6 separate regions of the Homo sapiens genome follow, and all the other regions are linked to region 6. Evidence: chromatin loops called from intact Hi-C (ENCODE). Cell type or tissue: endothelial cell of umbilical vein. All regions are shown on one strand. Links, peaks and the distances in the headings refer to the core of each region. The heading gives the core; the rest is flanking DNA.

Region 1 (4,000 bases), core at 1-4,000, 81 kb after region 6:
CATAACTAAAACTAAAGGATTTGTAGCCCCATACTCCCTACCCCCAAGAATTCTAGTCCCCTAAGAGTTGGGTGGCTCCCAGGACTCTCGTATTAGTATTCCACAGAACCCCCTTAGAGAAACGCTGGTCCTTACCCTTTGGATCTCTCATAGGCTACCTTTTATCACATTCATGTAGAACAGAAGTAGGCAAATTATGGCTCACAGGCCAAATGCTGCCCATCACCTGTTTTTTTTTGTAAGTGAAGTTTTACTGAAACACAGCCATGCTCTTTAATTTACATAATGTCTATGGTTGCTTTTATGCTACAACCCAGTTGAGTGGCTGTGAGAGACCGTGTGACCTGCAAAGCCTAAAATATTTTCTATCTGGCCTTTCACAGGAAAATTTTGTTGACCCCTGATATAGAACATAAGACAAATTGTTCCTGAACGCTACCTTGTAATAAGTTATTCTTTTAAAAAGCTAAAGTCTTTCTAATATATGCTTAAGACAAATCTATTCCCCCTAAATATGTAATTAATAGTATATTTAAATGCCTGTTCCTTATCTTTAATTCCCCAAAGAATGTGGAGCATTTTTGTTTCTGTAACCAACACTAAAATAAAAACTAAATTAAATTGTGTTATAAATAGCCTTTGCATATTTACAATTTCCTCTCTATATAAATTTTTTTTATCAAGAAATGTCAATAAAAACTACAGCACTCGGAAGAATTTTCAATAATATTTTCAAAAGAAAAACTATAATTTCAAATGATCTGAACAATAGCTAAGCTCTTATCTCAGATGTGATTTTAAACTATGATGCTTTATTGTTTCATACTAAATGTGTTGGACATCTTTGGCTTGCAGGAGTAGCATGAAAAGTGAAAGGAAAACCAAATACTGGTCTAGAATGACCAGCCTAAATTTCTCCTAAATACGCAGTTTGGCTAACAAATAAACAACAAAAAATTGGATTTCTAATAGGAAAGTGTTTCATTTGATTCTAACTGGAAAACCCAAGTAAAGACTCTGAATACCTGACACTCCCTTCTTTGCTCTCTGTCCATCCAGTTACTGCTGTAGGGTCTTTAGTTGCCTGAATTGCAATTTTTAAAAAAGCTTACTTAGTTATTCAAGCTGGGCAGTTTTAATTTGTTCTAATAGTTGAGGCCAGAAAAACTATTACCACAACTGCAGGACAGCATTATCAAAGCCAGCAGCTGTTAGGCACCTTTGTTTTTTTAGTTGCTTTTATCTTTATAACAGGGAAAGATCTGTTCTATTTTCAACATTTAGAATCTGTGTTCTTTAAAGATACAAAATTATATTTTTAAGAAAATTAAACTTAATTTTTATTTCTTGAGGTTTGATAAATAAGCCAACTTCCTCACCTCCACTATCTAAATCCTAGGTGTATTTAATTCTGAGAAATACTATTTCTAACGTCTGAATTTTTTTAAACTATATATATTAATGCTGTTAGATATTCTAGTCTAATAAATTAATTCTACTTCAGAGTTTCAGTACCCTACTCATTCAAACTAAGAAGGATATAACAAGTAATCTTTTGGTTCATTTATCTAAGATCTAAGATGGTATTTATAACTTCCTAAGAGGGAAAGGGAGTTTCTCCTGGCTTAGAGTACTTTCTGAGACTAATTTCTGAAACAACCATAGTCAAGAAAGATAAGAGGAAAGGCAAACCACTGGAAGTGAAGGTAATGCCAAGACTAATAACAGAAGGAAATTGAGAGGGCATGTAGATTATTTAACTATATGTATATAAACGGCTGGATTTAGGAAGTCTGAATAGGAATAGCAGAGTAGATGAATATAGATACTAAGGTATCTTCAAAATGCAGAATTTATTTCCAGAAATAAACATCTATCTCCCAAAAACATTTAACCAGGACTTATAAAACCATATATTATTGGTTTTCTTTTTTAGTTTTGAGTGTCATATTAAATAATTATTTTTCTCATTTTTGATTTTTTCTTTTAAAATATCAAAAATATTATACACTTTGAGCTTTTTGTCCTTGTTGCTTTATGAATGTTGTTTATATGGAGCCTTCCTTAGTCAATAACACCACCATGGAGAAAAGAGGAAATTTCTTACTATTTTTTTTTCTTATTGCGTTATTACTATGTCAAAGCATTAGGTCAGCTTGCTACAGTGCAGCCTTGCTAAAAATAGAAAGTCTAGAAAAAGGCCCTGAACAAGTGGAGCCATCTGCAAACTACCACTAGATGGCAAGGCAGCTTTACCACTACCAATCTTAGGCCTGCAAACCAAATGTGACTTAAAACCTGCTGTCACATATTTTCTACTATATCAGAGTTTCATTCTACTTAGATTTTAAAGTATGAATGATCACCTTGGTCTGAAACTAAATTACTTGGTATCCTTTTTCATTAACATGTATTTATAATCTTATCCACGTCAAAGTCTTAAATTTACAACCCAACATCAACATATTATCAGTTTTCAACAGTTTCATCTAATAAAACTAAAGATCTAGTGACTAAAATATAGTAAATATATCAAGATAAAAATCAAAATACATGATAAAAGAAAACAAAGGTCTATATAGAGTTCAAAATTAGATATTAACAGGTATATCCCAGATTAGTTACAGAATCAAAGATATTATCCACATTAGCACCTATTAAAAGATTACGTTGTGTTTTTATATAAAGGATATGAATGTATTTGGTTATTAGAGTGATAAGGAAGTTATAGTTTCCTTCTTAAAAGCTTTCTTGTGGTAAAGAACATAAAGTAGGAAAAAGCATTTTTACCCTTCTCGATATTTTTTTGGTTAAAATAAGAAACGTCCATTGCATTAATGTTCTATAAGTTATAGAAATTCACAAGAGAAGCTTCCTTGTTACTTACTCATCCATAAAATTACAGAACTTTACAAGGTAACAGAGTTAATAATCTAATTTTTTAAACAAAAGAATTAGTACTTTTGTGTTATTTAGTGCATTTTATTAGTAGTAAATTATTTTGATCATTATACATAAGTGAGAAGAAAATCCACTTGGTCTAAGGAATGCTGCTGCCTATTTATATTGCAGGAATCAAAGTCCTTTGCCTGTCCTTTTGTATGAATGCCACAAGAATGAATAAATAGCATATCGATGCTTTTAATACATAACTCAAATTTCTTAGCATACAATGAAATCTTTGAATAAGACAGAGATATAAAAGAGTAAAACTCAGTTCTGGGTACCTACAATGGATGTGTATTCACACCATACCAAGATACTGTACTTTATTCTACAAAAACTGCCAAACTTTTAGTTAGATCAATGGCCATGTCTACTCTCTTCCCTCTGGATCCCAAGCAGCAAGACTTCCCAATTTAAGAAAGCTGCTCTAAAGTCATTCATCAGTTCCATAGTGTCACTCTGAGGACTTATAGGGTTTCTTATACAAATTACTCATTTGAAAACAGACTCCAAGTAAATAACTACATGTCATACTTTAAATGGCTTTATTTTATTAAATTTATACCTCCTTTTGCATGTCCGACTAGTCTTACTGATTTTACTTAATTGGTTTCCTGCTCAGCAACAGAGGCTCTCTCATTTCAATAAAAACATCAAAGTTTAAGTATGAACAATGTCACAAATAGAAAGACACTAAAGACTGCCTTCCAGAATGGATTTATTAAGTGTACCAAGTTATATCATAATTATTTATTTTAGACTTTAATTCATTGCTATTTTTCAAATGTAGTTGTTATGTATTCACAAGTTCAGTTTGTGATCATTCCACTTGGTAATGAATTTAAGTCTATACTTATCATGGAAGAGGGAGCTTGTTCTGTAACATAAACAGGAAAAAAAGGAGTATGTTTGTCTATTTAGGAGAAATGTTTCAATGTATTTTTTAGAGTATGATCACAAAGTAAGTAGAGCTCAGAAATACTTAGGCGGGGACTTCATTTGCTAATTATAAATTATTCTTCTTTACTTTTACTTATTCACTAATTCTAATAGG
Region 2 (5,421 bases), core at 536-4,535, 830 kb after region 6:
GTACAACATCTATCAGAAATAAGGCTGGGTAAAGTCGCTTCCAGCTCACCTCCTAAATTCTGCTTCTGTGTGACCTTGGAAAAATTTCTTCACCTCTGTGGTCCTCAGTTTCTTTATTTGTAAAATAGGGAAATTCAGCTATGTGTCTTTTGCGACAACCGTGAATTTTTAGGTCTGTGAAATAGAAGTCCAGAGATCTAAACTGTGAGGCTGGTTAACTGCTAGCTGTGTGACTTGGGCCAATTTTCTTATTTCCTTCTTAAACTATTTCTGAAAAATAAAGCCCACAGTATCTATGCTGCTTACCTGACAAGGGCATAGAGAAGATCAAAATGATACATAAAACTGAATGTGCTTTAACCAAGGCAGTGAGACATGGAGTGAGGGGTGACAGTGGATAATGACCTGCTCCTTCAGCGACACTAGCATCCCTACTCCTCTCCACCTCATTGTATGTCTGAGCCCTCCCCAGTGCCAAGCGCTCTCTGATCTGGGGAGTCTTTTCCTTCACACCCTTAGCTGACTGTTGCTTATGCTGGTGCCCACCTGGAAGTGCTTCCTTCCCCACAGGTCTACCCAATTCCCACCCTGGTGTTGGTGATTCACTGTCACAAAGCCACCTCTGACCACCACAGACCCCAATCAGTGCTCCCTTCATTACTCACCATCCTTAGTCACTATGAGCTTTTAGCTGCCTCTCTTCCGCTCTAATTTCTCCCCAACTTGATAAGTATTAATTAAGTCATTTCAGGTGTTGGCCACTGTCCTTGATTTGCTGTGTTGCAGCATACACAGAAGAATGTCTGTGTGTGCCACCTAAGTAGAAAGGCTCTTGGGTTGGGAATTTGAGAGGTGGGAAAACTCTTTGAGGGACCAGTGGAGGGAGCAGTGAGGGGAGCAGAGGCTGTGTTGCTCAGCAGGTACTAGCCTACGAGCTAGAGGTTAAAAAAACAAAATTCCCCTTCCCCCCAACAAAGGCTTATTAAAATCAAGAGAAAAAAGGCCAGAACTGGGTTTTTGCATGTATTTCTCCTATGATAGGTATAGTGGTTTTTATTCATACTCCCAAAATATTAGGAAATAGAGCTCTGCAATGTCAAAATCAGCTCTTACATAATCCAGAGATATTCCAGTGAGGTTTTTTTAGGGTTAAAATTTAAGAATGAGAATATGAAAATATTCACTTAAGCAGATTTCCTCTTACATACTGAATCCTAGGCCAGGTGCCACAGATAGCAAATGGGGAGACATAAGAATGCCATAGTCCAGTGGAGAGGACACACAAGAGGAAGCTTCAGGAACAGTAGGCTGCATGCTGTGGGCAAGCACATGCCAAGGAAGGCTTTGCAGAAGAGGAATGTGAGTGGAGTCTCGAAAACCTTATGACTTAGCCAGGTCAAGAGTGAAGGAAGAATCTTGAAGGTGCTTGTAGGGAAGTGGTGAAGAATCAAGCTGGCTAGAGCAGGACTGGGGCCAGCTCGGGAAGAGTCTTTACTGTCACACTGAGAATTTGTATTTGGCCCGAAAACCACAGCCACTGCTGGGATTCAAATAGAAAAGTTAAAGTGATCACATTTGCGTTTAAGAAAGAACCTGTATTTTTAAATGGCTGCTGCATATAACTAATCATCCATACACTTTGTCAGGTTTCGTTTTGTTTTGTTTTTACTGCAGTGTCTTAGCCACAGGATTTAGAAGGTTGAGGAGCACAGCAGGGGCTGAGATTGTGCCAAAGACACTTCAGTTTTTACCTAGGGTCTTCCAAAACAAAACCTGCCAGTGTCCTGAAAAGCCTTGAATTCTGACTACTGAGTTACCTGGGGCAAGTCACTGCACCTCTCTGGGCCTCTGTTTTCTGATATATTAACATAAGAAAGTGTATTTGATTGAGTAAAATCAATTTATTGTTTTGTAACAAGCTTTTTTTTTTTTTTTTTTTGAAATAAGGTCTTACTCTGTTGCCTAGGCTGGAGTGCAATGGCTTGATCTTGACTCACTCCAGCCTGACCTCCTGGGCTCAAGGGATCCTCTCATTGCAGTCTCCTGAGTAGCTAGGACTACAGGCGCATGCCACCACGCCTGGTTAATTTTGCTTATTTTTTGTAGAGATGAGGTCTCACTATGTTGCCCAGACTGTACTTGAACCCCTAGGCTCAAGAGATCCTCCTATCTCAGCCTCCCAAAGTACTGGGATTACACAGGTGTGAGCCGCTATGCCCAGCCAGTTTTTTTTTTTTTTTAATGAAATAGAATACATAAAAAAGAAAATATCAAAGTGCACTACACATAGTAAGGGCATTATTGTTTTGTGAAACTTTGGTTTCAACTATATGTTTTATATATATATTTATATATATATATATACACACACATATTTTATATATATACACACACATATATTTTATATATATATGAAATCTGTGTGTGTGTGTGTCCACACACGCACACATGCACGTGTGCACTGGGTTGTAACATAGACTGTATTTCTAGTGCCAGAAAATAGAAATCTGAAAACTGATGGACAAATAAGCTTCCTTCCTATTCTAAGACTTGATTCTCCTTATGCTGCTGACCAGTAAGTTGCTGAAGGCTATTCTATTAATAGAAGGGTATAGGAAGTACTTAACAATTATTGTTTCTGCGGCACTTCATGTGCACAAAGGTGTTTGAAGCTACTCCTCTGGATTTTTACAGGGCTTCTCTATGGAAGCATTTTCACATTTTTATTCCTAAATCTGGTAGTTCTTTACAGTAATCCTGTGATCTCAAGCCCTTGCTTTAACTTTTGTATTGTTAGTAGTGACATCTAGTGGTTCTGTTGCAAGTATCTTGCATTCTAGACCATTGGAGCTGAAAGTGATTTTAGTGACCACCAGGTCTCATTTTGTAAATTATTAAAAATAAACTGAAAACTCACATGTATTCCTACATTCAAATCAACTCTATATAATAATAAATAAAACCTATAGCTGTGTAATGCTTTCTTGGATTACTTTGAAGCTTTTCAAATACCCAGAAGTCACTGTTGGTTATAACCATGAGGCAGAAATTTAACAAAGCATGCCCTGATAAATTAAAAGGAAATCATAGTTCAGTATAGCTACAGCCTTTGGTGCATTGTTATTTACAGGTACATGCCAGAACCTCAGGCTTTCGCATGGTGCCTGGTGTTTGGTAGCACTCACTAAATCTTTGTTGAATGTTTGAATATGTGGGTGATCACGAAGCCCTGGAGAAGAATCACAGAAGATGTGGGACTTGAAGGACAGAGAATTTGATAAGAGGCTAGAAAGCTAAGCTTTTAAGTTAGGGGCCATGGAAGGCCAAAAAGGGAACCATGAGTAGGACCCAACAGGGCACCTTTCAAGGTTTTAACAGAGAAAGTTGACTATGTGTAGTTGTTGGAGGACTCATTTGGAAGTGGTAAATTGGATGGATTAGAAGGAAGAGAAACTGGATAGAGGCCAAGAAGCTAATGTAGTGGTGAAGTGATGAATTTCTAAGTTAGGAAGGTGACAGAGTAAAGAGAAAGAAATCAGTGTCAGAGACATTTTGAGAACCAGAACTTGATGTGAAGAGAATGAGAAGACACTTGTTATGACTTGGTTATGGCTTACATTCTATACTGGGAGTCCCTGTCCAGGCCTGGACCGTCTTCCTTGGTCTCTGTTCTGCAGGTATCAGGGATTGAACTTGCTTTCTTCTTTCAAGAAGTGCCACCCACCCTATCCTGTGAGCAGATTTCTTTCTCCCGACCAGCAGCAGAGTGAGATGTAGTCTCCTCGTGCTGTCCTTCAGTAGCTTCAAAGAAACAGTCCCCAGGCCCTTTCCTGCTTATCCATAGGGAAATGGCTAAGTAAAATGTTGTACTATGTAGCAGTTAAGGGGAATGAATTCAATCTCCATGTATCAAAATGGGCACATCTCAAGAAACATTACTGAGTTAAAACAGAAAACAAATAGTAGATGTTAACTATGAGCTGTGTTTGAAAGTGTCCCCCCAAAAAGCATGTATGTGTTGGAAAGCTAATCACTGTTCTAACAGTTATTAAGAGGTGGGACATTTAAGAGATGATTAGGCCATGAGGACTCTGCCTTTCTGAATGAAATAATGCCATTGTTGCAGGAGTGGTTCCTTTCAAAAGGATGGGTTTGGCACCCTCTTGCTTACTCTCTCTCACCCATGTGATGCCTTCTACCATGTTATGAAGCAGTAAAAAAGGCCTCACCAGATGCAACCCCTCGATCTTGGACTTCCCAGCCTCTAGAGCTGTGAGCCAATAAAGTTCTGTTCATTTTAAATTACCCAGTCTGTAGTGTTCCATTATAGCAGCACAAAATAGACTAAGAAGTCACTATGCATGCAGCTTGATACTGTTTATATTTTAAAATGCACTAATACCATGTATTTTCTATAGGTACATATACTGCAAGTGTATGAAAAATATAAAAAGTGATCTAGAAGGAAGGACACCAAACTTGTAAAAAAGGTGATCCAAGACTTCTTTGATCACTCTTTGCAGGTATAGAGTGGGAACTTGGTTTGGAAGTAATCAAAGAAGACTTTGGCTCTTTTTGTAATGCTAGACTTAATCTATCCATAGAATGTAAAACTAGAAATTCCTTTTTAAAAAAAGATTTGAGTCCTCATAGATAATTTGGGAAACACAGAAGAATTTGAAGGAGAATATTTAAAAATCACTGAAGTGTATATCATCTAGAATAACTGCTTTTAAATTTTTTATGTATTTCCTTGTGCTAGTTTAAACATATTTAATTAGGAGCATCCTGTATATGGTTTTACATCCTGCTTTTTTCCACTTAACAATATATCTGGAACATTTTCTCATGTCATTTAATGTTCTTTGAAAATACTATTTTAAATGACTAGCTAGGATTTCTTCTATTCCAAAATGTACCAAATAATTATCCTATTGTTTGAGTTTTGGTCTTTTCTAATTCCTCACTGTTTATTTAACATACATTCATTTCAGCACTTTTTCGTGTCAGGAACTGTTCTAGGAATATAGTGGTCAGTAGGGCAGACAAAGCCCCTACCCTCAAAGAGCTTTCAGAATGTAATGCAATGAGCCAGGCGCAGTGGCTCTCCTGTAATCCCAGCACTTTGGGAGGCCGAGGTGGGCAGATCACCTGAGGTCAGGAGTTCGAGAACAGCCTGGCCAACATGGCAAAACCCTGTCTCTACTAAAAATACAAAAAAAATTAGACGGGCATGGTGGCGTGTGCCTGTAGTCCCAGCTACTCGGGAGGCTGAGGCAGGAGAATTGCTTGAACCTGGGAGGCGGAGGTTGCAGTGAGCCGAGATCGTGCCACTGCACTCCAGCTTGGAGGACAGAGCAAGACTCTGTCTCAGAAAAAAAAAAAAAAAAAAAAATGTAATGCAATGAGAAATGTAGGCAG
Region 3 (5,421 bases), core at 581-4,580, 800 kb after region 6:
ACTCTCCTAAATGTCTATAGATCGCCCTTGAAAGTTAGAGATAAGTTTCATCATCTTGGTGGCATCATCTTTTGCAATCAATCACCAATAACCAACAAATAGAGATTTAGTGGTGGTGTATATAAACAGCACTATGAGAGACAGCATTGTTCAGGAAACAGAAATCTATGGCATGGTCTTCTTTCCCCAAAGATGGGGCAATAATGCACAGATTACACAGAAGAATTAATCAATAATAAAAAATTACATAATGAAACAACCTTTATAGTCTTATATAGATGTTACAGGCACATATATATGATAAAGTGCTAGGTCACTGATAGAAATTTTAAGTAGAGAGTTTGTTTATTATGAACTGAAATGATTCTAGAAAGATTTGAGAATGAGAGAGAGAGGCTTGATACTATCTTAGAATATTTGGTAGATGAGGAAGGAAATGAGGGAGTATTCGAGATAGGGGGATGAACCCAGAGGTGAGGAAACACTAGTCATCCTGTGACTAGAGAGCAAACCAGAACAAGAATATAAAATGCATGTGAAGCCAGCCTTCTAAAAGTAAGGATTGCATACCTTTGGAAATAACCAGCAGTCGGCCAGGGTGTGACAAGGCAAAGGATGACCATGGGTCGACAGAATATGAGAATAGTAGAACCTTTGTTGTTGTGTTTGCTGCTATGTATTTAGGGCTTAGAATAGTCCGGGGCATGGTAGGTGCTTAATGAAGCCCCCACTCTTTTCTGTGATTAGGGGCAGTCTGATAGATGATAATGCTGGAAAAGTAGTTTGTGCCAGCCTGCAGGGAAAACAAGTAGAGGGCCATGCAATTGAAACTTTATTATATAGGTTTAGGATTTTTACCTAGAGGTCACAAATACCCAGGCTTCAGGGTTTATTTAAACCACATGCAACATGGGCAAAAGCCTGTATACATTATGCATTATTCTGAGGTCCATAGCTCTCATTGCATATTGAAAGGGATCCAGGCCCCCAAAAGGTTCAGCTTTACCTAAGAAGCAAGGGAGTAGTTAGAAATAATTTTGAGCAAGGGAGTGGCATAAAATTAGTAGTTGGGACTATGAATCGGGTATTTGCATGCAGGGGGAAGGAGAGAATAGAGGCTCTAAAACAAAGGAAAGCAGGTGGGAGGTTCTGGCAGGCTGGAGGGAAAGAGATGCTTGTGAAAGCCCACTGTGGAAGTGATTGTCTTCAAGGAGATAGAGTGAAAGGAGGGTGTTTAAAGGAAAGCTGTGCTGGAGGAATACTGACAAAATGCTTATGGAGAAGGTGGGGGAATGGAGGCCAGTGAAAGTAGATTCAGTTTCTAAAGAAATCCATCAGTCAACATTTATTCAAGCCTCTTAAATCTTCACCACTTTGGTGTAAGACTTTGAAGTAAGGATGATATTCCTGTCACAAGGGGAAGTTAGACCTTCCTTGAAATGCCTGATTTAAAAGATTGGGGTGTCTGCCTCCCATGTATTAAAAATAAGGACATCTATGTATTATAAACTACAAACTTACATGAATGCTGAAATTAAATTAGTTTCTTTCAAAATTGTCTGATTTCAAATTTCCAATTAAATTCATGGAAGCTGACATTTCTTCAATATTTTTGGTGCTCCTGTTCTGCAGGTATTTAGTTGACCAATAGGATAATTGAGTCCTTGCACCCTTTTAATGTCACACACTCCCAAGTGAAGAAATTTCAAATTTTATGGGTATTTCAGAAATAAGAGTCTCTCACTGTGTCAGTGCAAAGTAGTTTGGGTTGATCATATTTAATGAAAGAATATTAGACTCCTGAAAAATAACTTATGCCAGCACTGACTGTGTGGTCAAAAAATCTTATACCTATCCCTCAGGTAATACAAATATTTGGGGACCATAACATTAGGGGAATGCACATATTTGCTTTCGATCATTTAAGTCAGTAGAGAAAATGAACCTCCTGGGTTCTAAATTAACCCCACCCAGCTGTTTGCAGATCATCACATCTGGAAAGCAGGTCAAGAGGAAAGGAGATGCTCTCTGGAAAGGTAAAAGCATTTTGCTTTCCAAGCAGATTCCAAGTCCATCTAGCTGCTGCTTTGTAGGCAAGCCACGAATGGTCTCAAAATCAAAATGGCCTTGACCTCATTATGTGACAGAGAATGTGGTTGTAACAGGGCTACTGGCTATGGCCTCTGCTGCCTTAACCGATGCCAAAGCCCTTTACAGACAGCCTGGTGCCTTCCTTGCCGATTTCCACAATGGCAGGTACATTAAGGAGTGTCTCTGTGCCTACCGGGTGATGGATGGCTCTCTGGCGGTCTCTGGTGGTCAACATTATAAATGCTTCTAGAGGGAACGGGAATACTTGACTCCATTAGAGCAAATGCAAAAACAAACATTTGGAGAATTATGCTAACATTCTCTAGTGTGAACCTAAGTCTGATACTAACTTCTAGCTATGACTCAGATGGATCACTATGGTATATTGTTTATATGTAATATAGAGTAGCATCTTAGAGTGAGTTATACGTATTTAACTTCTTTAGTGGAAGAAGGTGAAGAATTCATCCCTTTAAAGTCAATTCATATTTATTCTTACTTTCTCTCTCTCTCTGTCTGTCTCTCCCCCAAATTCACATTTCTTTACTGGTTTTTATAACAGGCAGTTTCCAAGATGTGACTGTGTGTGTATTTGTGGGCATATTTAAGTAAGTGTGTTAACTTTTTGATTGCCAGCTCTCTGTAGATCTGAACATCAAACCTTTTAATTACCACAGTTATAAATGCCCATATTAGCAGCTTGCTTTCTTGTACCAATGAGTGAATTGGAGATAGGTAGTTGTTACGTTAAAGAGAGCTGGTGAATATGCTTCAACACATACATTTCCACACTGCATCTTACTAGGTACATGAGGGTTCTTTTTACTTCTTTTTTTTTTCTTTCTAATTCTTGGTAGACTATGTATAGTCAGTGAAATAAACATCACCCATTACTCAGTTCAGTCTTCCCTGAAGTATTAGTATTTCAAACAATCCTATTACCAAAAGATTATTTTGATACTTTATTAAAAGTCCTACAGCTCTAGCATTGCTATACTCAAACACAGATTTATGCAATTAGGATTATAATGGAAGCTTTATTACAATGATATATAACTTGTATCATCCTAATAAAAGTTTCTGTACATAGCAATACTTTAATAACATTGTTTCTGTAACAGTGATTCCTTAGTAATGGAGCTTCTCTTATAGCAACTTCATTATTAGGAAATGATTTCAGTAATAGAAATGCAAATAAAGATTTTGAAGGGAGCATTTTATGCATAGCACTATTACAGGCCTGCTATCTTTTCATGCATTACATCTAATCATTATAAACTTATGACGCAGATTATAATTATGCTTATTACTATCCTATTACACTTTAGAATTTGTATCCTTTCAAATTATTGAAATTAACTGCCATTTTAAAATTCAAGGGTTAAAATAATTTAAATTTTAATTAAATTTTGTTTCTAAAGCATTAAAAATGTTTCACAAAATCTTCTCTAATTTGTATTGTATTAGAGATTATGTGAACCAATGGCATTCAACCTGGAGTATGTGTACCCTTGGCGGTTGATGAAGACTTCCCAAAGATACATGGGCATGAGAGTTTTAAAGGAATTAATTTTCAGATCTTCTATTCCTATATGCCCCCTCTTGTAAAATCCATCTGCTTGAGAAGGCACCTGTGGTTGAGATTTTCCTTGTTCCCCTCCCCTTTTTTACTTTCTTCCAGTGTACAAAAGAAAGACATCTGACATCCGACATCCATCCCTTACCATGACATATTGCTTAGCCAGGGCACTGAAAAAGGAGAAATTTGACAACCCCTTTATTTAAGGTATCCCCAGGTCCCAATTCACACACATATATATATATTTTAAAATTTTATTTTATTATTATTTTTTTGAGATAGGATCTATCTGTCATCCAGGCTGGAGTGCAGTGGTGCGATCTTGGCTTACTGCAACCTCCACCTCCCAGATTCAAGCGATTCTCCTGCCTCAGCCTCCCATGTAACTGGGACTACAGGCGCCTGCCACCATAACTAGCTAATTTTTGTATTTTTAGTAGAGACGGGGTTTCACCAAGGTTGGCAAGGATGGTCTCGAACTCCCAACCTCAGGTGATCCGCCTGCCTCGGCCTCCCAAAGTGCTGAGATTACAGACATGAGCCACCACTCCTGGCCCCAATTCATGTTTTTAAGTCAGGATATATAGGGTAGTGGTTAAGTACTTGGGCTGTTGTGTCAGAGGTCTGTGCATAGATCCAGGTTCTTCAGTTTGCTAGCTCTGTGACCTGGATTAGTCATTTATGCTTACTCTATCTTAGTTTCTACATCTATAAAATGGGGATTATAATAATAGGTTATTGTGGGGATTAAATTGATTCATACACATATGAATAAAAGCATGTACTATATAAAAAGTATGTATGGGCTGGGTGCAGTGGCTTATGCCTGTAATCCCAGCACTTTGAGATACCAAGGTAGGTGGATTGCTTGAGTCCAGGAGTTCAAGACCAGCCTGGGCAATATAGAGAAACCCCACCTCTGCAAAAAATACAAAAATTAGCTGGGCATGGATGGCATGAACCTGTAGTCCCAGCTACTCGGGAAGCTGAGGTGGGAGGATCGCTTGAGCCTGAGAGGTCAGGGCTGCAGTAAGGAGCCATGACTGTACCACTGCACTGCAGCCTGGGCAACAGAGTGGGACCATCTCAAAAAAAAAAAAAAGTATGTATGTACTATTAAAAGTATGTATCAATACTATATAATGCCATTAACTCATGATTTCCAAAAATATTTTACTTTATATATTTGCTTATCAAATTTTATAATATATTTATGTTGTTTTGATCAATTGAATACTAGCAATGATTATGACAACTCAATCAGACATCTAAGTTAACATAGAACAAAATGGCCACAGGAAATTTTAAAACATAAACTCCTTTGTCTCTCTATTTTTTTGGTTATGAGAAGATGATCAATAAAAAGCTTTTAAGCATAAAATATACATTAGGATGAAGTTCTTTGAGAGGAGCACAATAGAGATATGAATTCAAGGAGAAATATATAAAATGTCCAATTGTATTGCATATATTTTTTAAGTGAATGATGATGGATGTTTATTTTCAATTGAATGCATTTAAGATAATGATGTAATATTAATAGTTGTATTTAAAATTGTCAATATGTACCGTGCATTGGAAATCATATAATTTGCAACTATTTAATGAAAACCTTTAGAGGTGAACTTGTGTACCTGGGGTATATAGATAGATGTTTTTTAAATTTAGGTGATGCAAACAAGTTCAGAGACACTGGAATAAAACACTGATTTACAGGAGTAAGGACATAAGTGAAAGTAGAGGCATAAAAT
Region 4 (5,421 bases), core at 860-4,859, 740 kb after region 6:
TTATCTCCACAGGAAACCTTATTTCATATTGATAAAGTATGAAATCTTTCCTTAGTTATTTCTGATTGTTCATTGTTGTTACTGTTTTAATGAGAGGTAGAAATGAGCTAAACCAACCTGCTTCATTCCTTCTAGTACTAATTTAATTTCAAAGGAAATTCTTCAACCCCAATAAATAAGTGAAAGTGGATGGAACCAGGGTCTGACTCAACATGTCCAATTAATTGCTTCTAAACAGTAAGGTACATTCTTTTAAAAGCCCCACACACAAAAATCAACCAGTAAAAAATGATCAGGTGAGAAGTGAGATGACTATCATCATCTCTGCTTACAAAACTCTGTTCAAGTTGACATTAATATTTGCCATCTACTCTATTATAAATCAAGATTTATTGTAGAAATATACCAAAGATAGCACAATAATGAAGAAAACAGAATCATCTCAGGTTTTGAAATATACCTAACAAATTCAACCTCTTGCAAAATAACTTTCTTATTCAAAATGGAACTGGGAATTGTTCAGCACACAATGAATCATCTTTTGGCAAGTACAATAGAATCTTTAGGGACATTTCACAGCCTCTTGTTCAATTGTTAGGATGTTTTTAGCTTTCACAGGTAGGGAAGAAGGTAGCTTATATAGCCATCATCTTGTTGCTAAAATTGTACAGTAAAGATTTTTCAGGCAATAGATCTTTTCAGATTTTTTTTTCCTTTTTCTTTATCCAGAGCCTCTTTGTGTCTCAAAAACAATCTGGAATTACTTAATGCTAATGTTTTCTGGTTTTACTATTTACCCAGGACTCAAATGTTAAACATTAATATGGGAAACTCCCTTTTCCTTGCCTCATAGCCTTATATTTATTTAACTGTTATTTTGTGAGAAGAAAATCTCCTCTTTTCCTCTCCATGTTAGTACTTTTCTTATTAAGAAACCCGTTTTCGTTTTGTTTTTGCTTTTTTTTAGGAGGCTTTCGAGCTACCCTTGGATGATTGTGAAGTGATTGAAACTGCAGCAGCGTCCGAAGTGATTAAATATGAGTATCATGTCTTATATTCCTGTAGCTACCAAGTGCCTGTACTTTACTTTAGGGCAAGCTTTTTAGGTAAGAACATGTCTGAAGCTAAAAGTAAATTTATAACATTTACATATAAAGCAAAAAGCATATTTGGAAAATTATTCTCCAGAGGAAAAAAAATAGAGTTAAAAATGAGAAAACTGTGGGTGAGGTAAGGTTTTACCACTAAATTTTCTCATGCTTCAGAAAGGGTATCAAGACTTCAGCGTGAATGATATCATCTCAGCCTTAAGTCTGATCTTCAGATTCTTGGCCTTTTGCCTGAAGTTGACTAAGCCCCCTGGCCCTTTTTCTTTTCTTTACTTTAAACAAGTAGGAACAACTTAAAGCTACAATGTTTATTTACTTCTAACTTTACAGTAAAAATTTATTTTAATCTCAGATGATCCAATTAACTCAGAAGCTCCTGTGCCTCCTTCCCCAAAAGCTAATAATTATTTTAAGAAATGTTTATCAATTAGCTTAAGCTGTATTTAAAAATAGCACTAACATTTCCTTCAGCCATCTATACATCTCCAATGCCTTAGCTTCCTGTGATGCTGTTACTCAACTCATTCCCCTGCCAAGAAGGTGGAATACCCTGTCTCCTTGGAGGCCTTAGCTAATAAAGCTTATTTAATCAGCAGCCACATGGCGTCCTCACTCTGCAGCACAGCCATGGCTTCCCGCTTAGAGTCCACTGCCTAAACCGGGTCAGCATTGGGATGTGCTGCCACCCAGGCCCAGGGACCAAGATGAGCCTCCTGTTCAGCCAACCCCTTGCCCTATTTCTCCTTTTGTATCTGGCCTTATCAGCAGCATTGTGCATTTTGAACAGCCTTCTGACTTTTTTCTGGATAGCTAAGACATCTGAATTTAGCCAATGATATTTTATTTTTAATTCAAAAGTAGCTTAAGCTGCTTGAATGTATGTTTGGTAGATTTAATCACTTGCTGTTATATTGTTTAATGGTCTCTAATTTTGCAGTGTTGGCAGTTTAACAAGCACTTAGGATTTAAAACACAAGAAGAAATTCTCATAGACTCCCTGGTGAGAAGATTTTAATCTGAGGTGCAGTTCCTAAGAACTGACAATTTGGGGTAAATTTTCAACATGGGACATGGGGAATGGAGGACACTGATAGTTCACTAATTCACAAACTCTTGCTGTGGATTTATCCATATAATTATTACAAGCCTTTAAAACACTCATTTTATGGTAATTATATTTGGTTTGGAGCCCAGAGGTTAAAGGAAGTTTCTTGTCAGTGAGCTGTGCTATACTAAAAAGTAGGAGATATATTTGTTTATTCAGGGGGAGGAAAATGTCTTTCTTGGTTCTGGTTTGCAATGGCTCTGCCTTCTAGATTCAGAGACAAGTCGAGGCTGCAGGTAGAGGAAATAAGACATTACTTCTTCAATACTGTACTTTCATATAATTAGTATTCACCATAAGCAGTTAATCACCAGAGAAGAGCTCCCAGAGACAAAACAAGTTGTTTAGCTTGTCAGCATTAGGGAATCAGAGGTGTTGAAACATGACTGCTTCTAGCTGGAAGTGGGTCTTGCCAAGGCCTGCTGATGAGCTCATATGTGTGCTTTGCTCTTATGTGCCAACAGCTCCCCTTACAGTACAGCACAGTAATTGTTCCTGCAAGTCCAATTATATTTTAATGACATTGGTGTAGTTTCTGTGATCCTTTCTTCACGATTTTCTATTCTTTTAAAAAAACACAATTAACATTCTTGGCTTCTATTTGTATACTTTTACAATGCCCTCCATTTATGCCTTATAAAGGTAAACCAAAACAAGTCATTTGTTTTTATGTAGAAGCATTCGCCCCCCACCACCACTGCTTTGTGTTGTGTAGAGTGGGTATTAGGAATTTAAAATTTTATTTTGGCCCAGAATTCATTTAGTGCTTGTTCAGGTACATTAAAATATCAAATTTAATTTTTGTGCAGCATACTGAATGTTTTCTGGTGGAGAAACATGAAGAATGGTTCTTTCTTTCCTTTATCATATTCTAATAATTTATTTTTTCTTTCCACCTAACTTAACCTCATGGATATTTTTAAAATGTATCAACCTTTACTCTGGAGTCACAATTTTTCATTTATTCCCCCCCCAGTCTTTTTTATTCTCCTTACTTTTTCCTGTGATATCTGATTACTCTGGCCCTTCATCTGTTTGTTAAACAAATCTCTGTCAGTGTGGTGAAAGGATTCCTAATGTCTTCCTCTTATTCCAGGCCCGGATTTTTCTTTGTCTCATTCTAAGAGAGTTCCGACCTAGAAAGAGGATGACTGTAAAATTTCTTGCCCAGGGGTCTTTTTTTGTTGTTGTTGCTTCAAAAATAGTTCACTTAGCCTTGTTTTTGACAGATATTTATAATTTCTTTTGCATTTGATTGTTAGTACAAATTAATTTCTCTGCTTTGCTCTAAATTTTCTCCCTGTACCTATTTTTTTAAGGAAAAGCAAAACAAGTAATAAATAGTTTCCATTTAAATTTACATTACCCTTTCTTGTATCAACTTGTTTAGATTTCAGAAGAAATCTTTACTCTGGTTCTCGAAATGCAAATCCCTTAGACTTTGAATTCCTTTTCTTTATATGGTCCAGTTTCCACCAGGCCAATTACTAGTAGCCCAAGACTCAGTTAACATGCCATCTATTCTTGTCGCTCCCATGTCATGTCATGTCATATCATATCATATATTCTATTATATCACAATTTGTACTATAGCAGAAATATTTGTTTATATCTATAAAATGATATGCTGGAACATAGAGCTTCAAGATAAAAACAAGAGTGAAGGAAATTGATACTGAGTGCCTACAAAGTGAGAAGCTTTATTTATGGCTTTGTGTGTATACATGTATAAGATATATGTATGTATATATATGGCTTATTCAGCTGTGGCACAGCATCAAGTATTTGTTAAGTGAAACGATAAAGAAGAATTTCTAGTCATTTAAAAAATACAGCCCAAGAATGGAAACATTGTGATGGTGCCTACTTCAACTGCTATGCCAGGTTTTGAAAGAGGAAGTAATTCTGTTGTCTCCAGGAGACCTAAGACCCAAACCATCTATGTATCTTTACTCTTTAGTCTGATACTTTTCAGAGACTATAGGAGTAGTGGACTTAGAAAAATAGAACATCCTGAGGACTCAAAAGTGGGTATCCAAACTAGCTGAAGCAGCTGTTCCACTTCTATAAACACGTATTTTTATTTAATTCTTGAAGGCAGACAGCCAAGTTGAGACAGCATTCTGCTTCTGCCTCTCATTTCTACTACTTTGGTGTACAGGAGCTCAGTTACCAAGTGGGCAACGTGGATTTAAGAGAAGAAATAAGCCCTTCCATCCCAATGTTCTGTTTTTCTCTAACTACTTTTGTCATTGTAGGTTTGGGAGAGGTGGTGGGACACAGTTAATACCCTTTGTCACTCAGGAGAGGGTGAGACATAATTGCACGTCTGTTGAGTAATAATAAATAGCCTACATTGGAATAGTGCCTTATAGTTTAGTAAATCCACTCCCACAAAGCATTGACATCTTCAAGTGCATGCTGTTTTTTTTTTCTTTTTTTCCCACTGTTTTTGAAGCATACCATATTAAAGAATTTTTTGTATCATGCCAAAGCCTTCTATCCATTCCCTACCATTCTTATTCCCTGACCTTTTTATGTCTCATTTTCCCTTTTGAGGGCTCAGCTTTGATCAAAAGCTAGTGGCAAATGTTACAAAGGTGGTAAAACCCTTAGGCACATACATAATGGCCTTTTGCCTTACCAGAGGCCTAGGCTTAAATATTTTCTCCTTACATTTAGCTAGAGATTTCTATATTTATTTCATCTTGAATTCTGATTCATCTCTTTCTTTTCATTTGTTCTCAGTCTCTATTGAAAAATGGACCAAGTGGTTCTTCTTATTTTCAAAACATTTAATTCTTTGGATGACATATGGGTTCTTCTTGGGAGCTGTTTTGACATATTTCTTTAATTAGTCAGCAGGGCTGCATTTGAATAGAGGAGGAATCTTTTCCTCCATTCAGCAAAGGAATGGCTGTCCTTTATGGAGACCATTCTATTATTGGCCCAGGAAAAAAGGGTATAGAATTAAAAATGTAGCCTAAATATTTCATGTGAAAGATTTGTCCACTTGTTGTAGGCCTGAAGGATGCTCATGGAGAAACAGGGCAAAAGAAATAATCAAAGAATAGTTCCTTCTCAAAGGCAGCATGAATCAAACTAAGATAAACGCCATGATAAAGAAAGAATAATGGAAAGTTTGGAATTAAAGCAGCATATAAATCATCAAGCAGGAAAAGGATTGTCTGTGGTTTGCAATAAGAG
Region 5 (5,421 bases), core at 812-4,811, 410 kb after region 6:
AAGTTATAGGACTTTCTGAAGTGGTCTGGGCTAGAGCCAAGTACTTCAGGTCCTGGAGAAAACAGTGTTACACAGATGGGTGCTTTGCAGCTCGCTCAGAAGCGCGAGGCCCCTCAGCCACAGCAAGCCTACCGGCCTTTGTTTGGCTTGACTTCTACGACCTGACTACGGGAAATTTGGGAGAGTCCTCCCATGTTCTACACTTTCCACCATGATTCCAGAAGGACTGATGGAATCAGTAAATGACTAGGGTGGAATCCCAGTCAGACCTATGGTGGAATCCCAGTAAATGACTTTGAGCAAGTTTCTTTGCCTTTGAAGCCTCAGTTTCCTCACATCAAGATGAAATTACCTGCTTTCACAGAATTGTTATGAAGAGCAAATAAGACAAGACCTGTGGGTCACTTAGCCTAGCTCCAGGCACAGATAAAGTGCTCTTTAAATGCTAGTTATCATTGCTCTGTCATCACCATCATCATCATCATTCTCATCATTTTCATTAGGATATTTTCAAGGTGAGTGAGTGCAATATGCCTCCAGGGATACATTTGTGAACAAAGCTTATCTCCCTACCTGTTCGCTGATACTAGTCATTTTTCTAACAAACATCCCCACTTACAAATGAAATTAAAATCTAAATGTATTTAAACTGTAAAGCTATATGTCCAAAGTGAGCACTGTGTTATACAACTTAGAAGGTTTTTATTTTAAAAATAAAGAGATGAAGGAAGGAAGGACGAATGGACGGAAGGAAGGGAGGGAAGGAAAAAAGGAGGGAAGGAGAGAAAGAAAATCCTCTTGTAAAAGTTCTCTTCACATATAAGATTTTATACTTTATTTTAAAGGAGATTCTTTTTGTTAATTAAGGTATCAGTACAACAATAAAACCAACAGAAAAAGATATCTAAAAATCTTTTCATTTTGTACAGCAAATATCCGGGTATATTTACCTTATGTAAAATCATTCATTTGGTCTAACATGCCAGTAGAATTATCAAAAGTTTACTTTAACAAGATATGAAAAGGTTGGGAGGGTGTGGCTTAAATATAATCTACAATTTTAAAATTTAATTTCACATATTGCCATGCTGTTCTATTACATATGCAGGAACGGGAAAGGCAATGTTCTTCAGACTTGAAAAAAATTAATCCACAGTTCTTGGCATGGACAACCAATGTTATATTTAAAATATACATATCTAATGTGAGACCCATTATCTAATAAAAGTCATGAAATCTAGCTTATTCACTTTGTAACTTATAATAACTGAAAGTTGATCAAAGAAAAGTAATTCCATTTTTATTACATTGTTACTATTTTTATGGGCAAAATTTAAAATGTATGATAAAAATTCAATATACAATAATTGAAACATACAGTCTGACCTCACATTGCTCTGATAAATCTGTTCATTTCTGGCCATTTTCAGTGTTGCTATAGTGAACAGTGTTGACAAGTGGATGAAAAAAGCTTATAAATGGAATTCAGATCATAGATAAAACTGAACATAAACTATCTCCCAACATTTCTGCATGTTGGGAGGCCCGGTTTGTGCCACAGATGGCCATCTCCCAATAATACATAAAACATTTCTTGCTGGAGCTCAGCACACATTGTTGAATGCACAGGTCATTTGAACAGAACAATAATTCAATTCACTTAATAATGACCTCACTGGGAACAAACACAGACACAGGATGATGCTGTTAGGAGAACAAAATTGTACTAGAGTTTTAAAAATGAAATTCTTAAATAGCCGCCATGCTCTCTTGTCAAAATAGCACTTAAATGTATTCAGTGTTTAGCGACCAGGCAGGCTCACTGAGTTTATTTTAGTCTCTTGAATTTTACTGCTGTGTGTCTGTGCCATGTTCCTTCAGTTTTCACGCTGGTAGCTTTCCTGGGAAGGTCAGTGGTGCTCACTGAACCTTTTATTATCTTACAGGCTGAGCTCATTGATGAAGAAGTCTTGAGTTCATCATTTTTTCTTCTCTAATAGCTGAGATGGCAGTCAATGAGAGTGACTGCAGAAAGTTTCAGAAGGACACATGGGAATCATTTAACCAGGCCAATAAAATCAGCTATTTATGTAAGTAACAGTTATTATAACCTCAACCATCAAGACTGTATTTCTCTAGAATAATTTTTATTTGGGGGCTAATTTTATTCCTAGCTTATAAGGCTTAAAATCCAGGATTTCCTACTTTGGCAGTAATGAATGAACTGAGCCAGGAGAAATCAGGATCTAGATGCTCTCTTTTCAGCATTTAGATGCTTACACCACTGATACACATGGGTTCAGGTACCACCTACCTAGAATTTTTAGTCAGAGGTTCATTTCTATATTCTAAAACTAAACCCAAGTGCTATTGAAATTAGGCACCTTACTGCCATAGGCTTAACTATTAATATCACGTTCTCTTTTGTCACTCACATTTACTGTAAAAGCACACTTAATCAACAGCAGGGACTTTAAATATGTTTTGCTTAATATATTTTATTAAAAAGACCTTTAACTTTTAGGATCAAATCATAAACCTAAAGAACAGAGGGGATTAAAAAAACCCAAAAAACAGAAAATTGAGATATAACCTATTCAAATCAAGATTAATTTAATAATGGAGAGCAAAAAATCATATAGGAGTCTTATCAACAATTGTTTCATAGTTTAATTATTTTATTCTTTATTCTTTTGTCCCCTTCCATCTGTCTTAGTAGGCTTGAAAAAACTCAGTCTACTTTCCCACAAAATCGTGCTTTTATGCTTGGGAAACACATTTCTCTATAGGAGCTAACCCATTAGCTTATTTCTGTACCTGCTTCATCAATATCAGCTGGAATACCCTGTAATAGTGGCAATTTATTAACCTCTGCTGTAAAAGGCAACAGAAAGAACACTCATGCTATTTTTCCACAAAAATGGTGGTCAGGAGAAAGGGTGTTTTAGAGAGGTAGTGATACAGGGAGGGGAGAGGGGAAGCCATTAATAAGAAGCAGAGTACATTTTCCACTGACATATATACAATTCTCAAGACTAAAGAGGCGTCTATAATCTAAACAGGACACCCCCTGTTCCTTCTTCATCTTCCCCTCCCTTCTTTTACAGACACTTCCCCCGGAAGACATAGCCCTTGCTTCACTGTCTGAAGGAGAGAAAATGCAAAAGGTAAATAGATAAATACAAAAGACAGCACGTAACTTAAGGACCATACTGATATTATAAGAGTTCAGAGAAATTGAGATTGGGAAAGGTCCTTGAAGAAATTGCAAGGCGTGAGTGCAGCCCCCTGCTCCTGTGAGGCTGAGGGGGAATTTTCCTTCCTCTCATTGCCCCCTGGGGTGCTATGTTTTTGTCCATCTCCCAGTATGAAGGAGATCCTTCTGCAGCGAAGCCCACCATTAGCTGAGCCCAGCAGCTCAGCTTCTCAGTTTTCCTGGCACTTGCCTGAGGGCTTGCAGACTGAGCTTGCAGACTGAGCAGGATGCTGGGCATCCACTGTGCCTTCTCAAGGGAAAGGGAGGGAGCTGGGGCACAGAAAGCCAAACTCCTCTCCAGGCAGAGGCACTAGGGAAGCGGGAGCAGGAGGGAGGAAAAGTCCATTGTATGCTGCTAATAATCACAATAATAACATTGAAACAGCACTTACTACGCCCAGGACAGTTCCCAGCAATTTACATGGGGTATTAACCCAGGTAATCCTCACAACAACCCTATGAGGAAGTACTATTCATATGCCCATTGTACAGATGAGGCACAGAAAAACTAATGAACTTGCCTAAGAACACACAGCTACTTAATTGGCATAACAGAGACTTGAGCCCAGACACAGCCCGACTCTAGCACCTCTGTTGTTACATGGTTCACAACTCAGGCAGCACATTAGAATCACTTGGAGAGCTGTTAATCAATACTGATACCTGTCCTCAACCCCAGAACTACAGATTTAATTGATCTGCAGTGGGGCCCAGGGCATGAGGACTTTTTAAGTGTCCCCAGGTGATTCAAATGTACAGCCAGGAGAGAGCCACACTATTTAGGCTCTCTCTACACGGTTATCTCAGGACCTCAGCACCTCTGCTTTCCTCCCTGTTACTCAGACTATTACATTACACCCTGATCTTACACTCTGCCACTCTCCATTTTTCTTCCCTTGCAGTGGTTTTAAAATATGTCCACAAATTCTTGAACACTCATCTCTTCGAAAGGTAGAGATGACTCCCCTCCCCTTGAGTAGTGACTCTCTTCTAATAAATGTAATTTAGCAGCAGTGAGGGTCTGTGACTTCCAAGACCAGGTCATTAAAGACCTTTGCAGCTTCTTCCTTCCTGGTAAGTTGTGGATTGCTCCCTCTGGGGGAAGCCAGCTGCTATGTCATAAGATCACTCAGCCCTATGAAGAGGACCTCCTGGTGAGGAACTGTGGACTCCTGCCCACAGCCAAGGAAGAATGGAGGTCTTCCAGCAAGTAATCACTGAATGAGCCAAATTGGGAGTAAATCTTCCAGCCCCAGGCAATCCCTAAAATGACTAGAACCCTGGTGGACATCTTGAATGCTACCTCATGAAAGACCTGAGCTGGAACCATCCTGCTAAGCTGCTCCCAGATTCCTGACCGTCAGACACTGTGCAAGATCATAAATGTCCATTACTTTACACTGATAAACTGTGGGTTCATTTGTTATGTAGCAATAGATAACGAATACAGCCATCTTCAACCCCCACCTCCAACTCGCAAGTCCTCCCATATTGACTTGGAGCTGGGAAGTTGCCAGTGCTACAATAGAAAAGTGTCTGACATCCTAAGGTGGAATTCTGAATGCATTTACCATAGAAACATAGCTGCATGAATATTTATATATGTACATAAATGTATGTAGATGCATAGAAGAAGTCTGGAAGAAACAAGTCACACTGTTAATAGTTGTAGAGCCTGAGATAGGAAGGGGAGTGGGAGCAGGGGTTGGGGAGAAAGCCAAAGGGAATTTTTCTTGCTGCTCTGCAGGCTACTGTGTCATTTGGACGTTTCACACCAAGAATATATCCATGCACCACTTAGGTAATGAAACATATTTTTCCTGCATAAAAGTGAGGGAGGTTTAAAAAAATAAAAGTGGCATAATCATACCCAAGGCTGGGTTCTGTTGGAAGTAGAATACTAGAAAGTTCTGCAAGTACATTGTGGATACAGTAGTAATTTTGTAGCCTGTCCTGAGGGCCTTAATACCAGGTAGAACACTGTGAGAACAACAGGCCTTGAATCCTGATCTCCACATGTGCTTAATTCTTGACTCTAACACTTAACCAGCTCGGCAAGTTATGAAACTGTTCTGAGCCTGTTTCCTCATCTGTAAATTTGGGATAATGATTTGAGAATTATAGAAGCTAAATATATACATCACCTCATACAGTGAATGGTCTGG
Region 6 (4,000 bases), core at 1-4,000:
TATTTATTGCTATCATCTCAACACTGGCAACTGTTAACATTTTTTTATCTGTGATATTTCAAATGTTTTAAGTCAATCTTACAGAAAAATGATACTTTGTTACTGATTTGTTGGGAAGTTAAAAGAGTGAGGTTGGCCCAGGGAGGAAACTGAGTGAAAAAATAGAGAAAATGAGGGCCCAATTCAGTCAAAATGGAAGCATCAGCTCCACGCAATACAAAACAACTCAGAAAAAAGAGCAACTGGCCGGGCATGGTGGGTCACGCCTGTAATCTCAGCACTTTGGGAGGCCGAGGTGGGTGGATCCTGAGGTCAGGAGTTCGAGACCAGCCTGACCAACATGGTGAAACCCCGTTTCTACTAAAAATACAAAAATTAGCCAGGCATGGTGGCACACGCCTGTAATCCCAGCTACTCAGGAGGCTGAGTTGGGAGAACTGCTTGAACCCAGGAGGCGGAGGTTGCAGTGAGCCAAGATCGCACCATTGCATTCCAGCCTGGGAAACAGAATGAGACTCTAGTCTCAAAAATACATAAATAAATAAATAAATAAAAAGAAAGAAAAGAAAAAGGAGCAACCATCTAATAAAGTTTAATTTTTGAGTAGTACAAATAACTGTAAGATGGTATGCTAAATATATTTAGTACAGTAAAATAGTTTGTATTTATGCCTGGGTGTCTACATATGCAACGTGCTATTTACACTCCTGAGGCTGTAAAATGCTCATGTTTGGCCACCATTACTGAAACTACTTCAAAAAATGAAATAAGGGGAAATAACAAAATTTCTAGGAAAACTCACAGAATGGGCAAGCAAAAAGGAATTTTGCTATAGATTACTATTCTTCAAAGTAGTAGAGAAGTGGCTTACAATTTTCCAGAAGTAAAGGAAGAGTAGGTGTTAAATGGAGTATCATATTTAGAGACATAAAATATTCATGGTGTACTGTACTGAGACCACACTTCAATGTTTCTATTGTACTGCTGCATCAATATGTGATGACATATTGTAATGTTTATGCCAAAATGCTGTGATATCAGGTTGCCCTGTTTCAAAACTATTCTGAGTCTGGCTCTCCCTAACCAGATGATAAAACAGCTCTTACAAAGCAGTCAACAGCATTACAGTTTGGTTCAGTTAAAAATGTAACCCTTAAAGATATTATTTTAAATGTATACCAACTTATTTTATCTTTTAATGTGAAATGAGATAGCACGCCTTGCTATGAACTTGTGATTTTTTCCTTATTATGCCCAGTTCATGTACCATAAAATCCAGAGATTTCCATGAAGTCTTTGAACAATGTGTATAAATTTCTGTTTATACATGTCAAGAACACTTTAATTCTCACTATATTTCTGTTTAAGTGTCTGTATGATACTTTATTTTCTTAGAGAGAAATAAAGAACAGTTCCTCTACCCTGAGCTAAACAAAAGTGACATAAATTGAAATAAATTTAGTATTTATGATTACATTAAAAAATTGGGGCTGATGTGATTTCTTTACAATAGCAGAAAATGACAAAGGGGGTAAGGGAATGAGAGATAATCTACCATCTTGTTTGTAATTCCTATTTGATGCCATTATTTTAATATCATGTTTACTCAATTGATTATATTTCAGTGCCATGGGAAAATATTTTGCTAAATTAATTCAGGAAATAAGACCAGACCAGCTACTTTCTTCACTTGAGAAGCATGAAAAACTATTTTTTTTGAACTAAGGCTTTTTGTAGTCTATACTTTCCAAAACAAACATTTTACAGTTTGAACACTAGGGGGCATCTTTGTTTCTTGAAATAAAGGGTCTTGGTTGTGATCTTAAAAAAAAAAAACCTCAGCAGTGAAACATTTTTTGATTCGCATTTTGTTTTGTCAAGCATGTTGGCACCGCAAGGTTTATGACTTTGGGCTGGGCATTTTTGTTTCTATATTAATTGAATGAAGCAGCATGTGTGAGTGTGAAGAGACTAGGATAGTATCTAGTACATAAAGAGTACTCAATAGATACTTGCTCCCTTCCCAGGCCTCCTTCTGTGATTTAACTTCAAGATAAAACCTGACAGATCCTTAAAAGGCAGACTGCTCAAAAATATGTGCTTTCAGAGTTATGTGTATTAAACACTAGAACTTGCATGTTCATTTATTGAACAATGTTTTCTTTTTGAATTCATTAAGAGTTCTGCTTTTCCTTGATTATAGCAAAGCTAACTTATTGGGGATAACTAGCTTATTTACTTCTTCAAAGCCTTACATTTGTCAGCACCAAATCTCTTTTGTCTTTCTTCCTCTCTCCTCTTATTGCTTGATTTTATAAAAAGATCTAAACAAAAATGTATAGTAATATGACAAAGAAAGCCACACATAACAATGATATCATTCATAACAAGTCCCTTCTTCTCAGGAGACAGAAGAATGGAGAAGCCAGTGTGTACCTGCTTCCAAGGCTGTACTACCCTCCAGGGTGGTGGTGCAGTTTCTCAGTCCACCATCAAATTATTTTTCCTTTTACAACATTTCTGGTGGGGACAGGAGACAAGGAGGGAAGAGAAAGCAGGGAACTTCTGTTTGCTGTTAACTCTGCTGGCAGTCTAGCATTGAACCCGCTTAAGTTCAGGGGCAGGGAGGGTGAGCCAGAAGTTAGGGGTGGAAGAAGCCTTGTTCCAGCTGCTCTCGTTTCTAAATGCACATATTCACAGAAGAATCTGTTGTTTGCCATGTGCATAGTCCATTAGGGATTGAAGGGAGAAGCTGGGGCTTATTCTGTGCAAGGAAGTTCTCCACATCCTGGCATATCTGAATCTTTGCCCCAGTGAAGAGCTTTCTGATGCCAGTTCTGAATTGGTACCCCTCTTCCAACTGTTAAGACAGCAGTCACTAATGACAAATCTGGGAAGGAAGTAGAGGGAAGAGTTCCTCTTGTCACTGCCCATAAGTGAAAGTCATGTGGAAGCTTTTTAAAAAAGTTTTTTTCCAACTCCAAATTAATCATTTCCTCTGACTTTTAAAATACATGGCTTATATATACATTACAGCACTCATTAATCTGACACGTTTTAGTTATATCAACATCTGTTTTTCCTATTGGGTTGCACTCTTTGAAAGTAGGTGTTATATTTATTTCAGAATACCTTGGTCTTAACCTGATGCTTTGCATATAATAGGCTCAATAAATGTTAAACTGAATTGAATTATCAAATACCTCACTGAATTATACCACTTTATTGCTGGTAAAATTACTCGAAAAGGAAATAAATGTCTTTAATTAGATAAAAGTGAACATAGAAAAATTAATTTGTCCATAGTTTTGAAGCAAACCACTCAAAGAACCAGGATCTAAAAAATAATTCCCATAATCTTAAGCATTATGACTTAAATTATGTAGCTTCTCATGTTTTTCCTTAACACTGACAGGCTAAATTTTTTTTTCAACTGTAAACTGTTACACATAAAAAATTATTTGTCCTCACTAATCATATATTGCCTGCAAGTAAACTACAGATCAGCATAATTTTAACAGAAACGAACTCTAAAAACAGGGGATGTCTTGTCCCCTGCAAAGGTCCCATGTGGATATCAGAACTACAAGAATCCACAGAGCACTCAATCTTGTATTCTGTTTTGGGAATGGAACAGCCACTCTGTATAAAGGTAGACGTGCTATTAGCCAGTGCTTCAAATTCTGATGGTATCACCTCTGGTAAATGCTGAGTTGGGCAAAATGAGGGTAGTCTCTCTCATGATTCTGACTGCAGTTTGGTAGGTCCTCCGTAAGAAATTTTAAGGATGCTATGAATCCTGTGAAGATGAAATTCATTTGGGTTTTGAAATCTTTTATGCTACATTCCAGTTCAGTGGTTCTTAGCAGAGAATGTACACCAGCATCAGCAACAAAGCTTTTCCACATTCAAGTATGCCCAGCTCCACTCCTGGAAATTCTGATTCACTAAGTCTAGGGAGAGTTCTGGGAAACTGTATTTTAAAAAATTCCATTGGGGT

What was found. A loop is a pair of places that touch in the nucleus more often than their neighbours do. Peaks named below come from ENCODE experiments on the same cell type or tissue, not always from the same donor. Only the 100,000 strongest peaks of a DNase experiment are listed, where the experiment ranks them.
Region 1: a loop joins it to region 6, with 7 times the contacts of the local background. A loop is called at or near these places in 23 of 110 quality-filtered maps.
Region 2: a loop joins it to region 6, with 2.7 times the contacts of the local background. A loop is called at or near these places in 2 of 110 quality-filtered maps.
Region 3: a loop joins it to region 6, with 13 times the contacts of the local background. A loop is called at or near these places in 60 of 110 quality-filtered maps.
Region 4: it touches region 6 in a loop (12-fold over the local background); 81 of 110 quality-filtered maps call a loop at or near these places.
Region 5: a loop joins it to region 6, with 4 times the contacts of the local background. A loop is called at or near these places in 27 of 110 quality-filtered maps.

Annotation. Positions count from the first base shown.
Region 1 is chr5:81,504,922-81,508,921 of GRCh38, forward strand. The region is part of intron 5 of SSBP2 (single stranded DNA binding protein 2); the gene reads right to left. Among named protein-coding and RNA genes, the nearest start is that of ACOT12, 110 kb to the left of the region's middle. RefSeq lists a silencer at 2,166-2,315. In endothelial cell of umbilical vein, for the core only: a CTCF peak has its summit at 2,241 (motif pointing right); DNase peaks (open chromatin) are centred at 1,660 and 2,220.
Region 2 is chr5:82,256,566-82,261,986 of GRCh38, forward strand. No RefSeq gene overlaps it. Among named protein-coding and RNA genes, the nearest start is that of RPS23, 19 kb to the right of the region's middle. In endothelial cell of umbilical vein, for the core only: a CTCF peak has its summit at 2,796 (motif pointing left); a DNase peak (open chromatin) is centred at 2,686.
Region 3 is chr5:82,223,450-82,228,870 of GRCh38, forward strand. The region is part of intron 5 of ATG10 (autophagy related 10); the gene reads left to right. Among named protein-coding and RNA genes, the nearest start is that of RPS23, 52 kb to the right of the region's middle. In endothelial cell of umbilical vein, for the core only: a CTCF peak has its summit at 2,325; a DNase peak (open chromatin) is centred at 2,282.
Region 4 is chr5:82,163,432-82,168,852 of GRCh38, forward strand. It overlaps ATG10 (autophagy related 10), which reads left to right. Exons shown (of 8, transcript NM_031482.5): 4 at 968-1,106. Among named protein-coding and RNA genes, the nearest start is that of RPS23, 110 kb to the right of the region's middle. In endothelial cell of umbilical vein, for the core only: a CTCF peak has its summit at 2,683; DNase peaks (open chromatin) are centred at 1,440 and 2,640; H3K27ac peaks cover 1,260 bases.
Region 5 is chr5:81,834,385-81,839,805 of GRCh38, forward strand. It overlaps LOC107986385 (a long non-coding RNA gene), which reads left to right and starts at 1,951. Exons shown (of 3, transcript XR_001742519.2): 1 at 1,951-2,090; 2 at 3,108-3,167. RefSeq lists an enhancer at 4,079-4,158. In endothelial cell of umbilical vein, for the core only: no CTCF peak of the experiment used is centred there; no DNase peak of the experiment used is centred there.
Region 6 is chr5:81,423,900-81,427,899 of GRCh38, forward strand. The region is part of intron 16 of SSBP2 (single stranded DNA binding protein 2); the gene reads right to left. Among named protein-coding and RNA genes, the nearest start is that of ACOT12, 32 kb to the left of the region's middle. In endothelial cell of umbilical vein, for the core only: a CTCF peak has its summit at 1,793 (motif pointing right); DNase peaks (open chromatin) are centred at 1,932 and 2,962; H3K27ac peaks cover 624 bases.